Linked DNA regions of Homo sapiens: region 2 is linked to region 1. A link is a contact called in ENCODE Hi-C data. All regions are on one chromosome and are shown on one strand. Each heading gives the region's core, a stretch centred on a gene start or an enhancer-like site at or near the end of the contact. The rest is flanking DNA. Distances are from core to core; before and after follow the strand shown.

Region 1 (6,873 bases), core at 1,605-4,104:
ATCTCCAAGGTGTGATGGGACTCTCGCCCCCTGGAGGTGTGCAGCAGGCAGTCCTGGCAGACAGCCCTGAGTCCAAGTGGACATGGATGGTGGTAGGATTTTCCCAAACAGCGTCCTCTCTATTAGTCTTCCTGGCATGTGCCTTGAGTCCACAGTCTCAACCTGTTCATCATTACACTCACACTAAAGGTTACAAAGGGAGCTCCTGCCCCATTTTCTTTACCTTTTATTTTATTTTTGAGACAGGGACCCACTGTGTTGCCCAGGCTGGTCTTGAACTCCTGGACTCAAGCCATCTGCCTGCCTGAGCCTCCCAAAGTGCTGGGACTACAGGCTTGAGCTGCTGTACCTGGCCCCACCAAACTTTTGTTCTTTGATTCACATCCATCCTGCCCTCAGAGCCTCCAAGGATTCTGGGAGGTGCACAGGGCCGGTGAATGTCCTATGCCGATCAGGACCTGGGAACCAGGGAGGCCTGAGTGGCTCAGGGCCACTGTGGTGAAGTCTGTGTCTCCTGAGTTGGGTCTTCTCAACGGTCAACCCCAGATTTTCTGTGCAGCCCCTCCTGGGTGCAGCCAGGTGCCCCGTGGTGACAGCACCACCAGGGGGCAGCAGGTACCCATGGCATTGTTGGCGGGCGGCTGCCTGGGTCCCAGACCTGGCTGGTCCTCTTGGCCAGAGCAGGCAGGCCCAGGACCGTGAGGACAGAGGCCCCCTTCTTGCTGAGGGAGCCACCTGGGGAAAGAGACATTTAGTGCATCAATGCGCCGGCGGTCCAGGCGAGGGGTTGGGAGAGTGGGTAGCTCTTCTTCCTCTCTGAGCCCTTTCTGTCCCAGCACAGTGGGAAGCCTCTGGGTAATTTATCCGTCCATTCTTCACAAGCAAGTCCAGTGGGAGCCGGGTCTCCCCGCTCTAGAGAGGAGGGGATGAGGCTTTGCAGGAGGAGGGATCAGTGTAGGCTCTCAGATGGGGCTGGAGGGCCCCGCTCAGGTTTCACTCCTGGCTTTCTGATTTCTTAGGGAGATGCTGATGGGTCCACCTGCTGCCCCATCTTGCTTCGGTGAGGAAAGCTCTCCCCCTTGCCCTAAAGGTGCCCACTGCTGCTTCCTCGGGGAAGGGCAAGAGACCTGAGCCCCCGCCTCACCAGCCACCTGGCCTGAGTTTACTGCTGCAGGGGCCAGCTCCTTCCTGACCTCTCTCTACGGGCCAGACCCTAAGCTGGGACCCCCTGCTTCCACCTCAGTGGAGAAGGGGTGAGTCTGACTCTGCAGAGACCAATTTCCAGGACAGGACCCCCATCGGAGGCCCTGGGCCCAGGGGACCCTCTCTGCGCTCGCATCCCCGTTCCGGCCCCTGCGCAGGGAAGCCACGGGGTAAGGGGTCCGGGGGCTGCAGTGCAGCCCCAGCTCATACAGGCCCAGGATTCCACCGGAGTCCAGGGTGGGAGCCCTCAGACACCGCACCCCAGCCTCCGGGCTGAGCCAGTCTCAGAGAAGGGCTTGGACTTGCCTGGTGTCCCCCAGTGAATCAGCAGTGAAAACCCGCGGTTCCCGGCAGCTGAGCCAGGATCCATATAATTTCAGTTGCAGAATCTGTTTGTCCTTGAAGCCCCTCCTACCGTCACACGTTGCCAGCTGGACAGACCGCGCCCCCACCACCCAGGGTGTGGCCTAGAAGGGAGATCAGGGCGGATCAGCACCGGGGCCGGCTGCGACCCTGGGCCGGAGAGCACCTTCCTGCCCTCACTCATGTCACGCATTCCGCCCTGGACGCCAGGAACTGCCCGCTGGGCAGCTGCGAGTGGCCAGGACTTTGGCCAAAAGCTGGGGAATCCTGGCCTTTATGCAGGGTCGGGGGTCTTCCTATGGGCCCCCGGCCAGGGCGGAGGACAGGAAGAGGGCTCTGGGAGTCCTGGGCCCGTGTGCCTTCAGCCTCAGCCTCGGGTATCCCGCCGGGGCGGCTTGATGGGCCAAGGGGGCTCAGTAAGCTTCGGCCCAGCCCGGTGCCCTCTCCCGAGTCTGTCGTTACCGAACGGCCATGCGAGGGCGCCCAGCGCGACAGGGACCACCTCCTGACCTCCACGGAGGACCAAAGGCACCCGGGGGGACGCCCGGCCATCACTCCACGGGCGAGGTCGCTCCCCCAGGGAGAAGGGCTCCCCAAAGTCCGAGCGCCCTTGGAGAAAGTCGGCCGGACCTGGGCCTGCGCCGCAACCCCCGCCCACCGCAACTTTCGCGGGCGGTAGCGGGGCAGGAAGTGGGGGGGCGGGGGCGGCGCTTGGGACACGGGGAGGTGCCAGGCGAGTGCTCCGGCCCCGCCCCTGCCCCGCCCGGCCGTGGCCGCGCCCCCTGCGCCCCCAGCGCCCCGGAGCCGTGGAGCCGCCGAGCCGCCGAGTCGTCGAGTCGCAGCGCCGGGCGTGGGGACTGCGGGTGGGGCGAACAAAGCGGCGGCGACGCGGGCGGCCCAGGCCCGGGACGCGCGGAGCGAGCGACCCCGCCGGGCCTTTGTCTCGGGCGGGGCAGGAGCCGCGGCGGCCGCGGGGCGCCCCGAGCGCAGAATGCGGCGCCCGGCGGCGCGGATTGGGGAGCGCTGCGGCGACTGGCTGCGTGGAGCCCGGCCCGGGGCCCGCAGGCACTTGCGTGTGTGAAGCGGGGAGATCCGGCGCGCTGCCCGTTGCCCGCCCCGCGGCCGCACGTGGGCGGGAGCGGCGGCCCGAGAGGAGCCCGAGGAGTAGGAGGAGGAAGAGGAGGGGACGCACGGCGGCGCAGCGGGGGACCTGGGGCAGCCCGCGCGAAGCCCCGCCCCGGCCCTGAGCCCCGCGCGCGCGCGGGCGGGATGCCCCGCGGCCGCTGCACTTTGGCTCGAGCACTGCCCTGAGCCGGTCGGGCCCGCGGGCGCCATGGAGCAGTGGCGGCAGTGCGGCCGCTGGCTCATCGATTGCAAGGTCCTGCCGCCCAACCACCGGGTGGTGTGGCCCTCGGCCGTGGTCTTCGACCTGGCGCAGGCGCTGCGCGACGGGGTCCTTCTGTGCCAGCTGCTGCACAACCTCTCCCCCGGCTCCATCGACCTCAAGGACATCAACTTCCGGCCGCAGATGTCCCAGGTGAGCGCCCGGCGGGCGGGAGGGCCCCGGGGAGGCGGCGTTCGCGCTGCCCGACGCGCGGACTGAACGCGGAGGTCGCAGCGGCGGCGGCCCAGGCGCCCTGGCTGGGGCGGCCGGGCTCCGGGACGCGGGCGGGCGGCTGGAGGGTGCGCCCCGGGCCTCCGAGACGCGACCTCAGGAGGCGCGAAGTTGGCCAAAGTCCCCTCAGCCTGGGTCGCGCCGCCGCCGCCCGCGGGCACTGCTCTGGTGCGCCGGTTCCGCGGTCTGCGCGGCCTGGGATGGGGGAGGCTCCGGCGCTGCGCTCGCTCTGCGGGGCCCTGCGAGTGGCCCCTCATTTCCCAGGGAGCCTGCCGAGCCGGGTGTGCGCGTCGTGGGTCGCATCCTTGGGCCTCGCGCCTCCTGGCCGGACGCCGGTGGAAGAGCGGGCGCGGTCGCTGCGCCGGCCCGGGGCGCGGCTGGAGGGCCCGGGAGGGGCGCGGGGCGGGAGCCCTCGGGGCCGGAGGGAGCTGGGTTGGCCCCGGGCACCGCCCCCTCGCCGGCCTCCGCCTCTTCCCGGACCCGGACCCGGGCCACTTGGCGCCAGTCCTGGCTCCCGGGTCGAGCCGCCTCGAGGATCCCCAGGGCCACTTGGCCCCAGTCCTGGCCCCCATCGCTTTCCCAACACCCCCACCCCTCCTTCGGGCGCTGAGTGTGGCCTTTGTCGCGGCGGAGGCACGCGTGCGGCCGCAGGGCCAGGCAGGAAAATGCCTGCCCAGCCGAACGAAGCTGCTTTTCTTGGCCTCTTAAGAGGGAACTTGGCTAAGACTTGAGAGAATCGAGGCTTCCGTCCTGTTCTCCGGGGGTCGCGGAATCCTTACCGGGAGCAGCTTAGAAGAGGTCGGGGGAGGCAGAGCGGGTGGCAGCCGGGTCCACCCAGCGCCGAGGAGGTGCGGTCTTCCAGCCAGCTCAGCAGCCCCTCACCGCGCGCAGTGGCAACTCCATGTGGAGAGGGACCATTCACCAGTGGGACTTAGGACGTGGTTCCTGGGAAGGAGGGAGAGTGAGTCACCAGCGATTCCAGGCTGGGCAGCGAGGCCTCTGCCCTTTGGCGGTGACTGCGTTTCCTAGGAGACCGGGCCTTTCTCTGCCGGGTTGGGGGGCGCTGACAAAGGCAAGCCCAGAGGGGAAGGGGCCGCCTTCCCACTGGGTAATGATTACCCAGCACTGCCTGGACCGGCTTAGCAGGAGCCCTCAGAGGCCTCCCTGGGAGCCAGCGCCTCTTCCCGCAGGATGTCAGTGGTCAGGTGCAGGTGGCGGGGGTGGCGGTCACTGCTGCAGAGGGCTTCCCCGGATCTGTTCTCAGAGCCCCACGGGGACTGGGAAGTCTGGACTCCATTTTATGGCTGGAGAAACTGAGGAGAAGGGTAGCTGTTGGGGAGCAGGGCTGGGCCTCGAACCAAGGTGGCTGCCTTTGATATGAGTTCCAGGGGCTGCCCAGGCTGACTTGCTCGGGCAGGATTCCCTGCTGCTTGCAGGCTGGGGCTCAGGGCAGAGGCAGGGCAGCTGGGTCCGCACAGAGGAGGCTTGGGAGGAGCCCAGCCTTGCCTGGTGGACTCGCTGGGTCCGGGGGCTGCCCCTCCCCAGCTGTGGTTTGGGAAGATGGGAAGAGGAGGGGGCCGTGGCTGTGGCAGGTGGCTTGGCTCAGCTCCTGCACTGGAAGTTCAAGCCAGAGACTTCCTGGGGTCTCTGGAGCCATTGGCCAGGCAGCAATACGAACCCTGACAGAGGCCCCTTGAGCCCTGCTGCTGGGGGGTGGACGGGTGTCTAGGGGTCCCGCTGCTGGGCCGGTAGAGGGGTGTTTAGGGGCCCTGCTGCCGGACTCGTGGAGGGCGTGTAGGGGCCTGGATGGTAGGAGGACCAGATGGGTGTGTGTCTGTGTGGCTCTCCGCTCTGATTGAATCCTGGCACTGTCCCCTCCCAGGTAGGCAACGACCTCCAGAGCCTCAGTTTCCCCATCTCTGTCATGAGAACAGTCATAGCAGTCCCCTCGTAGCCATGCTGTGAGGATTTGCTAAGGGCAGGCACAGAAGGCACACCCTTCGCACAGTGCCCAGGAAATGACCGTCACCTGGACTGTGGCACGTAGTGCCCTGTGTCGCTGAGGCTGATCTTGCCATCCACTCCTCTGTCCCGTGGAGGGTGGGCCACCTTTGTACGGCTGTTGCCTGCACGGGGACGGCTGCAGATGCTCCCTTAACCCTCACATTGGCTGTGACAGCCCCGCCTGTTCATTCAACGTGGAGAAACCACTTTACTGCATCTGGCTGCACACAGGGGTTGGGAGAAAGACTTCGTTTCTCTGTGTGGCTGGTGTTTGTTTTCTGGGAAACTCACTTTTTTTTTTCTTTTTGGAGATGGAGTCTTGCTCTGTCGCCCAGGCTGGAGTGCGGTGGCGCAATCTCAGCTCACTGCAACCTCCACCTCCTGGGTTCAGGCGATTCTGCTGCCTCAGCCTCCTGAGTAGCTGGGACTACCGGCACGCTCCACCACGCCCAGCTTTTTTTTTTTTTTTTTTTGAGATAGAGTCTCGCTCTATTGCCCAGGCTGGAGTGCGGTGGCACGGTCCCGGCTCACTGCAACCTCCACTTCCTGGGTTCAAGCAATTCTCCTGCCTCATCCTCCCGAGTAGCTGGGATTACAGGCGCCTGCCACCATGCCCGGCTAATTTTTTGTATTTTTTGTTTTTTTTTTTTTTTGAGATGGAGTTTTGCTCTTGTTGCCCAGGCTGGAGTGCAATGGCGCTATCTCAGCTCACCACAACATCCACCTCCCGGGTTCAAGCGATTCTCCTGCGTCAGCCTCCCAAGTCGGCTGGGATGACAGGCATGCGCCACCATGCCCAGCTAATTTTGTATTTTTAGTAGAGACGGGGTTTCTCTATGTTGGTCAGGCTGGTCTTGAACTCCTGACCTCAGGTGATCCACCCACCTCGGCCTCCCAAAGTGTTGGGATTGCAGGCGTGAGCCACTGCACCCAGCCTATATTTTTAGTAGAGACGGGGTTTTACCGTGTTGGCCAGGCTGGGCTCGAACTCCTGTCCTTGTGATCCACCCGCCTAGGCCTCCCTAAGTGTTGGGATTACAGGCTTGAGCCACCGTGCCTGGCCCACGCCCAGCTATTTTTTGTATTTTTAGTAGAGGCGGCGTTTCACTATGTTGGCCAGGCTGATCTCAAACTCCTGACCTTGTGATCTGCCCGCCTCGGCCTCCCAAAGTGGTGGGATTACAGGCGTGAGCCACAGTGCCCCACCCACACCCAGCTCTTTTTTGTATTTTTAGTAGAGACGGGGTTTCACTATGTTGGCCAGGGTGGTCTCGAACTCCTGACCTCATGATCTGCTCGCCTCAGCCTCCCAAAGTGCTGGGATTACAGACGTGAGCCCCCGCGTCCGGCTGAAACTCACGTTTCTTAAGGGGTGGGGATGGGAGAGGGAAGAAGTCATCTCCACCCTTGGTGGTTGGGTCATAGAAAAATCACATCTGCCCTTTCTTACCTGCCCTGCTGTGGCCTAAGCACAAGCCTAGGTGGGGGTTGCTGCCTGTGTTTAATAGGTGAGGCCGTCAAGGTTCCGGAGAGCTTGAGTGACTCCCCATCACCCCACCACTCCTGCCCAGAGGAGTAAGTGGCAAAACCAACATAGGGATTGCAGTCTCCCTCCCAGGACTGTTTAAATAAATGATGACTGCAGGCCTTCCTAAGCTGGCTTACTCTCTTGTGGACTTTCTGAGGGA
Region 2 (6,873 bases), core at 1,980-4,479, 140 kb before region 1:
AGCCACAAAACACAGAGATGAGAGCAAGCCAGAGGCAGCTCTGCCTGCTGGAATTTCCACATCCTGCCTTCTGGAAAAGCAGCCTCAAGTACACCAACGATATTCTACGAGCAGGACTCACACTGCAGGGGAACGAAAAAAGACTGCAGTTCAATCGGTTTCACCTTGACAATGAAAATTATCCCAAATCTGTACAGTAAGCAGCTAGTTTCCTCTACCATGGGAATAGATTCATTACTTCAATACATCTCATAAAAGCACAACAGGTTACTTGGAAAGGAGGGACAGCATTTTTAAAAGGGAAAGCCACTGAGACATGCTTGCAAATACCACTGGCCATCGGAATCCCAGAAGCTAGCACTACCATCAATCTAATGAGTTTACACACTGTAAATTCTAGCTTGGAGCTTGGAACTGAAATCTTGCACAGGCTGATTGTAACACTAACGCGAAATGGAAGGCATTAAAAAGCATGTCTCAAAGTCTTCATCCAAGAGGAAGGCAGAGAAATTACAACACCCACTTTGCAGAGAACAGGTGTGGCCACCGCTCCATTTCACCTGCAGCAAAGATTCCCTGCGCAAAGATGGATCACGCTGCATCTAGGGCCGAGTACAGTACAAGAGAGGGGGAGAGGAGGGGCAGGCCCTGTAGCGCTGCCCAGGGGACAAAGTGCCAGTACAAAACCGGTCCTCGGTAAATGCCAGCTACGTGGTACTTGTCATTAGTGCAACCTAGCCATGCCAATTTAACCCAACTGCTGCATTTTCCTTGGCAGGCTGGACAAATACAGGGAGAGAGAGGAACTAAGGAAATCCAAGCAAAAAGCTGCAAAGTCCACTATAACAGTCCTAGCGTTAGACAGCCAGGCCAGGGCCAGAGCTGAGTGAACTGTGCCCATGCCCTACCCAAGCGAAACACCAGAGGAACAGAAGGCGAAATAGGCAGCTCAGAAGGCCGAGCAGCTCCTGTCAGCATCAACTCACCTGGGTGAGTCTAGACGCCTGGAAACACCCTCAGAGGAGGAACAACAGATAGGCGGTCTTACAAAAAAGGTGTCCAGCCCCTCCCAGCTCAAGCCCAACCTGCCCCAACCTTTGGGCTCAAAAAACATGAACATGTAAAAGAAACAAACAAAACAACCTTAACTTGACTTTTAAGAATATGATGGCTGGGCACAGTGGCTGACGCCTGTAATCTCAGCACTTTGGGAGGCTGAGGTGGGCAGATCACGAGGTCAGGAAGTTCAAGACCAGCCTGACCAGCATGGAGAAACCCCCTCCCTACTAAAAATACAGAAATTAGCCGGGTGTGGTGGTCGGTCCCTGTAATCCCAGCTACTCGGGAGGCTGAGGCAGGAGAATCACTTGAAACCAGAAGGCAGAACCAAGATTGCGCCACTGCACTCCAGCCTGGGCCAAACAGTGAAACTCCGTCGGGGGGTGGCGGGGAATGCAATTTCTTGACCCAACACACCCACCAAGTTTCTACGTCGGTGGGGTCTAGGCTTGGCGTGTTTTTTTTTTGTTTTTGTTTTTTTTTTGAGACACAGTCCAAAGAGTCCAGGTGCACGATCTGGGCTCACTACAACCTCCACCTTCCGGGTTCAAGTAATTCTTGCGCCTCAGCCTCCAGTTTAGCCGGGATTACAGGCGCGTACCACTACGCCCGGCCAATCTTTTGTATTTTTAGTAGAGACGGAGTTTCGCCATGTTGCCCAGGCTAGTCTCGAACTCCTGACCTCAGGCAATCCGCCCGCCTCAGCCTCCCAAAGTGCTAGGATTACAGGCGTGAGCCACCGCGCCGGGCCAAGGCTTGGCATTTTCATGAACACTCAGGTGTCTCTGTGGAACAATCCTTTTGAGAGAACAGGAAGGTTGGAGACTTGATCTTGAGGAAAGCGGGGGCCAAGGTTACGGGAACGGTGATGAATTGGCGGCCCCTAGACCAGATGCTGCCTGGCTCCTCCTAGCAGCCACTGCTTTTCATCCAGGTAAGCCTGACCACCTGAAGCCGAGCAACCAAACCTCAGTGTGCCCTCCTGGACTGCATGCCACAGGCCGATTCCTGAGTCCCTCAGTCCCTGAGGTGGAGCCCAGGAATCTGCCTGTGACATGCAGTCAGAAAAGCATACTGTGTGCAAAGACAGGAATTAATCTGCATCTTAAACACCAGCCGGGTGGCCGGCCCAACAGAGGTGGGGACCTGGCTCTCCCTATCTGAGATCCTGGACAGGCTCCCCGCCTGGGTCCTTCGCTTTCCTGTCTTCCCCACCGGCTAGGACAGCACCTGCCCAGGTCACAGATTAAACTAGCATTTGAGGAGATGGGTAAACGGACCGGGGTGAGTGGAAACTTGCAAGCGAGACAGCAGGGAGTGTCGTTAGCGATGTAACAGGCCGACCTCTGTTTGGTCCGGGAACGTAACCGCTCAAAATGGCTCTCGCAGACCGGCCAGGACAGGTCTGCGGCCCCGCGCGAGGAGGCACGGTGGGCCTACCGTTCAGGACCGAGGACCCGCACCCCAGGACCCCACCTAGCGAGCTGCAGCCTGGCTGCCTCGGGTTGGGGTGAGCGGCGGGAGCGGGCTGGGGGCGTTTCTACGAGGAGGGGAAGCGCACCTCGTCCAGGGACTGAGTGGCTTGGTGGGTCTGGGGTCCTTCCCTGAAGGGGCAGTGGAGGGAGAGGGGCGATGTGAGGCCGGGCACGCTGCCTGCGGGAAAGAGGACCCAGTGCCGGCGCTCTGGCCTTGTCAGCGGTCCGCCGGGGAGGCGGAGGTGGGGGCGCGAGTGGGGGCGGACCGGGTGGAGGGAACTGCGCGCGCGGCCGTCCACCGAGGGGCCGGGGCGGGGGTCCCGGGCGGGGCCGCTGCAGCGGGAGCAGCGCCCGGGGCTGGGCCTGGCCCGAGGCCCGGCGGGGAACACGTGCGGCGGCCGGGTGCGGTTTGGAAGCTTCTGGCGCCGCCCCGCTGCCCGCCTTGTGTTCCCCGGGCCGGGCGGCTGCCCGCTTACCTGCCGGGCCGCGGCGGCGGGGCCGGGCGCTCGGGGCGTCGCGTCGGCCGCCGCCTGGGCGGGAGCGCGGACTCAGCTCGACAAGGCGGCAGCTCGGGCGGGCGCCAGGCGGCGGGGGCGCAGTGCGCGTGCGCGAGGGGAGGGGGCGGTGTCCGGGGGGCGGGGCGAGCTCACAAAGCCGGCCTCTCGGAGGAGCGCTACGGGCAGCGACAGCGGCCAGAATGCCTCGGGCCGGCCCAACGCTTTAAAGGGACAGCACGGGGCGCGCGCTTCCCGCTTAAAAGCTTTAATCCCCGAATTTGACTGGTGCAGGCCCTTCTAATGCACTTCCTAAAAACTGAAGTATAATAATACATACAGGAAAGTGCTAGTGTGCCCTCGCGTTTCCACAGACAGCACGCCCTGTACACAGACACCAGCGGCCCTCCGGGACCTGCGCAGGTGGCGTCGCCCGGCGTTGTCTCCGGAGTCGATTCGGGCCGGGGCACCTCCCCGGGCGACCAGGCCCCTTCTTGATCATCGCTGGTACGGATGAGAGCGGCAGTGGGCATTTGGAAAGCACCTGGGGCCGCGCCCGGGCGCAGTGCCCCCATGTGGCCTCCCACCCCGGGCGGGCAGGACGATTCCTGCCCATCTGGAAGACCAGGAACCTGCGCGTTCACAGGGTTCGGAAGCCCGGGCTGCGCCTTCCCGCGGGGCCGGCTGCCGGGCTGGGGGCTCTTCCCGCCTCTGCATGCACAGAGCCCGCGGTGCACGAACCTGCTCCCCGCCAGCCCCGCGGACTGGCAGGGCCGCTCTGGAGTCACCCGCGCCCGCTCCGCAGTGCGCAAACTCACTTCGCAGCGGGCTCTCCCGGGGCCAGCCCTTCCCTCCTGGGCGGGCATTTTCACCTCCAGGTACAAGGGGGTGGTCCCCAGAGGAGGACTCAGGGGCTTAAGGAGAAGCTGAGGCCCGGTCCTCTGGCCTCAACGACTGCACATTCTCGCCGCCTGCTTCACTTCTTAGAGCCTTGGAGGTAGGCATGGCCTCCCTATCCCCTCAGCTAGGCCTGTGGGTAGAATAACATACAGTCCCTTATTCTCCAATTAAAAATGGGAACACAGAATATGACACAGGAACCCATGCAAACAAAGGGATAGAGCATTTGAAATAAAAATGCCAAGGAGGGTGAGGTGAGCGGTTGTCAGAGAGGTGGAACCGGAAGACTGGCAGTTGGTCTGGAGTCCCCTTCCCAGGAAGGACACAGAGAAGGCAAGGTCCCTGTCTGGTCCTTCAGGGCTCCATATGGATTTGTGTGCCCAAGAGGCCGGATCCCTTGGGCCAGGTGCCCTGGAGCATGGAGTGGTGACAGTCACAGGTTAGCAAACCCAGTTCGGATGAAGAAGCGCATCTTTATCTCCGTCCACCTGGCCGCCTGGGCCGGAATCCCGAGCCCGTGACACGCTGCTCTCCTTCCACCCCACCTCAGCTCTCAGATCGTCCACTTCTCTCCCTCCCCACCCCAGCCCTACCTCCCACCTGGGTCTTTTCTAAACCTCCAAACAGAGAAACTCCTAAAAATCCAGCTCTGATCTGTCACTCCCCAGTTTAAAACTCAGAACCAGCTTCCCACTGCCCTCAATTCCCTAATTCCCACTGCTCAATTCGGCTAAAGTGCTTACCAGACCCCGCCTCCTCTTCCAACCTAGCACCGGCTCCCAAACTGCAGTCCTGGTTCCAGCCCCAAAACAAAAATATTTCCAGCCCTTCAGCCCTCCAGGCAAAGCAAGATAAGGGGCGAGACCCCAGAACCCTCAGAACTCAAACCAAGTTCCCAGCTTCCACTTCCAGGTGAATTGGTCTCACCACCTCACCCCACCCCCAGGAGATAGAACCTTCTAGTAAAAATGAGAAAATCCGGCCGGGCGCGGCGGCTCACGCCTGTAATCCCAGCACTTTGGGAGGCTGAGGCGAGTGGATCACCTGAGGTCGGGATCACCTGAGGCTGAGGCTGAGGCAAGGAGAATCGCTGGAACCCAGGAAAGAGGTTGCAGTGAGCCGAGATCGCACCATTGCACTCCAGCCTGGGCAACAAGAGCAAAACTCCGTCTCAAAAAAATAAAAAAGATGTTCAGAGAAACAGTTCCATTTACTAAGTCACTGCTGGTGGCCAAAGCCTAGTTAATGTTCTGAAAATCTCCATCGTGTTTGTTCCTCTTCTGTGATTCTTATTTTCTCTTCTATTTTCACCTGCCATATTTTTTCCTGAGGCTGACAACTGTTTGGTAGGATATAAGAGGATTTAAAACTTAGTAAAGCAAATTACTTGCCTTTGTTAAATTCTCTTCCTTGCTGGCGTTATATGGTTTCAGAATTTTAGCTATGACTGCAGGCAGGGGTGGATTGCAAAAATTGCTGAATGGGGTTAGAGGATTTTCTCTTTTTTTTTTTTTTTTTTTTTTTTGAGACGGAGTTTGCTCTTGTTGCCCAGGCTGGAGTGCAATGGGGTGATCACCACAACCTTGGCCTCCCGAGTTCAAGCAAGTCTCCTGCCTCAGCCTCCCGAGTAGCTGGGATTACAGGCATGCGCCACCACGCCCAGCTAATTTTGTATTTTCAGTAGAGATGGGGTTTCACCATGTTGGTCAGGCTGGTCTCAAACTCCTAACCTCAGGTGATCCACCCGCCTTGGCCTCCAAAGTGCTGGGATTACAGGCGTGAGCCATCACGCCCAGCCTTCTCTAAACAATTTTTATAAATACAACATTTTGGCCAGGCACAGTGGCTCACGCCTGTAATCCCAGCACTTTGAGAAGCCAAGGTGGGCAGATCACAAGAACAAGAGATCAAAACCATCCTGGTCAACATAGCGAAACCCCATCTCTACTGAAAATACCAATTAGCCAGGCATGGTGATGGGTGCCTGTAGTCCCAGCTACTCGGGAGGCTGAGGCAGGAGAATCACTTGAACCCAGGAGGTGGAGGTTGCAGTGAGCTGAGATTGCACCACTGCACTCCAGCCTGGCAACAGAGCGAGACTCTGTCTCATAAATAAATAAATAAACAAACAAACAAACATTTCTAGAAGGTTTCTCCCCACCTGCACTCAAGGATCTCTGATCAGCCCAACAGTCCAGGCCTGCTGGCCACCCTCCCCGCTGGCCCAGGTCCCTCCACCAGTCTCTCCTCCCCAGGGCACCCCCAACCAGCCAGTGTCCACTTGGGCCTCCCTAAACGTGGCAAGTCTTCCGGCCCCCAGCTCCTCCACAGTGAAAACATCTTCCATTGTAATTCCTGGGTCAGTGTCCCCTGGGTCTGGCTGAGTTGAGTCTGACCCTCATCACAGCACTCTGGGCACTTGGCCCAGGAGGTTGGGGGTGACATGTAGCACTGAGGAGCACTTGTGCACCCAACACTGTATTCAGTTTGTCACATTTAGTACCTCCTTGCACCCTCCCAACAAGCCTGTGACGTGATGCCTTTATTATCTCCTTTTTACAATGAGGAAACCAAGGCTCAGAGAGGTTGAGAAGCTGCCCAAGGACCCACAGCTAGTGGGCATAACCAGGGAAGTGAGCCCTGACTCTAGGCAGGACAGCGCTTCCAGGGGTGGCCTCTTCAGAGACGGCACCTCTGGGATCAGGAGCAGGCAGCACGGCTCTGAGGTTGCAGCAGGGCTGAATGCAGAACACCAGCCTGTTTTAGGAACCGTGTCGTCACCTAGTAACTAGTATTTCCTCGGGGACAGTGGACTGCCGAACCCTGAGAGGGAGGGCCACTGGCAGCGATGGACGAATGGCCCGTGGCAGGAGTGCTGGTGTCCTCGAAGCAGGCAGCCCGGAAGCACTGGCCCCTTCATGGCCAGCCCAGAGCTTTGGGGGGCA

Evidence for each region. A loop is a pair of places that touch in the nucleus more often than their neighbours do. Pooled maps may share reads with other maps.
Region 2: a loop to region 1 is called in a map of CD8-positive, alpha-beta T cell, with 7 times the contacts of the local background. The contact joins the promoter of WDR5-DT here to the promoter of VAV2 in region 1. A Hi-C loop is called at or near these places in 1 of 168 maps with a recorded cell type or tissue (CD8-positive, alpha-beta T cell), 3 of 37 single-sample maps with no recorded cell type and 13 of 50 pooled maps.

The regions. Positions count from the first base shown.
Region 1 is chr9:133,988,305-133,995,177 of GRCh38, reverse strand. VAV2 (vav guanine nucleotide exchange factor 2) reads left to right here and starts at 2,854. Exons shown (of 30, transcript NM_001134398.2): 1 at 2,854-3,103. The coding sequence starts at 2,900. RefSeq lists silencers at 2,142-2,451, 2,552-2,651, 2,712-2,861, 3,132-3,221, 3,262-3,701 and 1 more and enhancers at 1,542-1,731, 1,628-2,355, 3,084-3,811, 3,812-4,539, 4,540-5,267 and 2 more.
Region 2 is chr9:134,132,338-134,139,210 of GRCh38, reverse strand. It overlaps WDR5-DT (WDR5 divergent transcript), which reads left to right and starts at 3,229. Exons shown (of 2, transcript NR_186420.1): 1 at 3,229-4,025; 2 at 6,738-6,873. WDR5 (WD repeat domain 5) reads right to left here and starts at 3,129. Exons shown (of 14, transcript NM_017588.3): 1 at 3,011-3,129. RefSeq lists enhancers at 2,148-3,072, 3,979-4,088, 6,329-6,873 and silencers at 2,999-3,178, 3,619-3,788.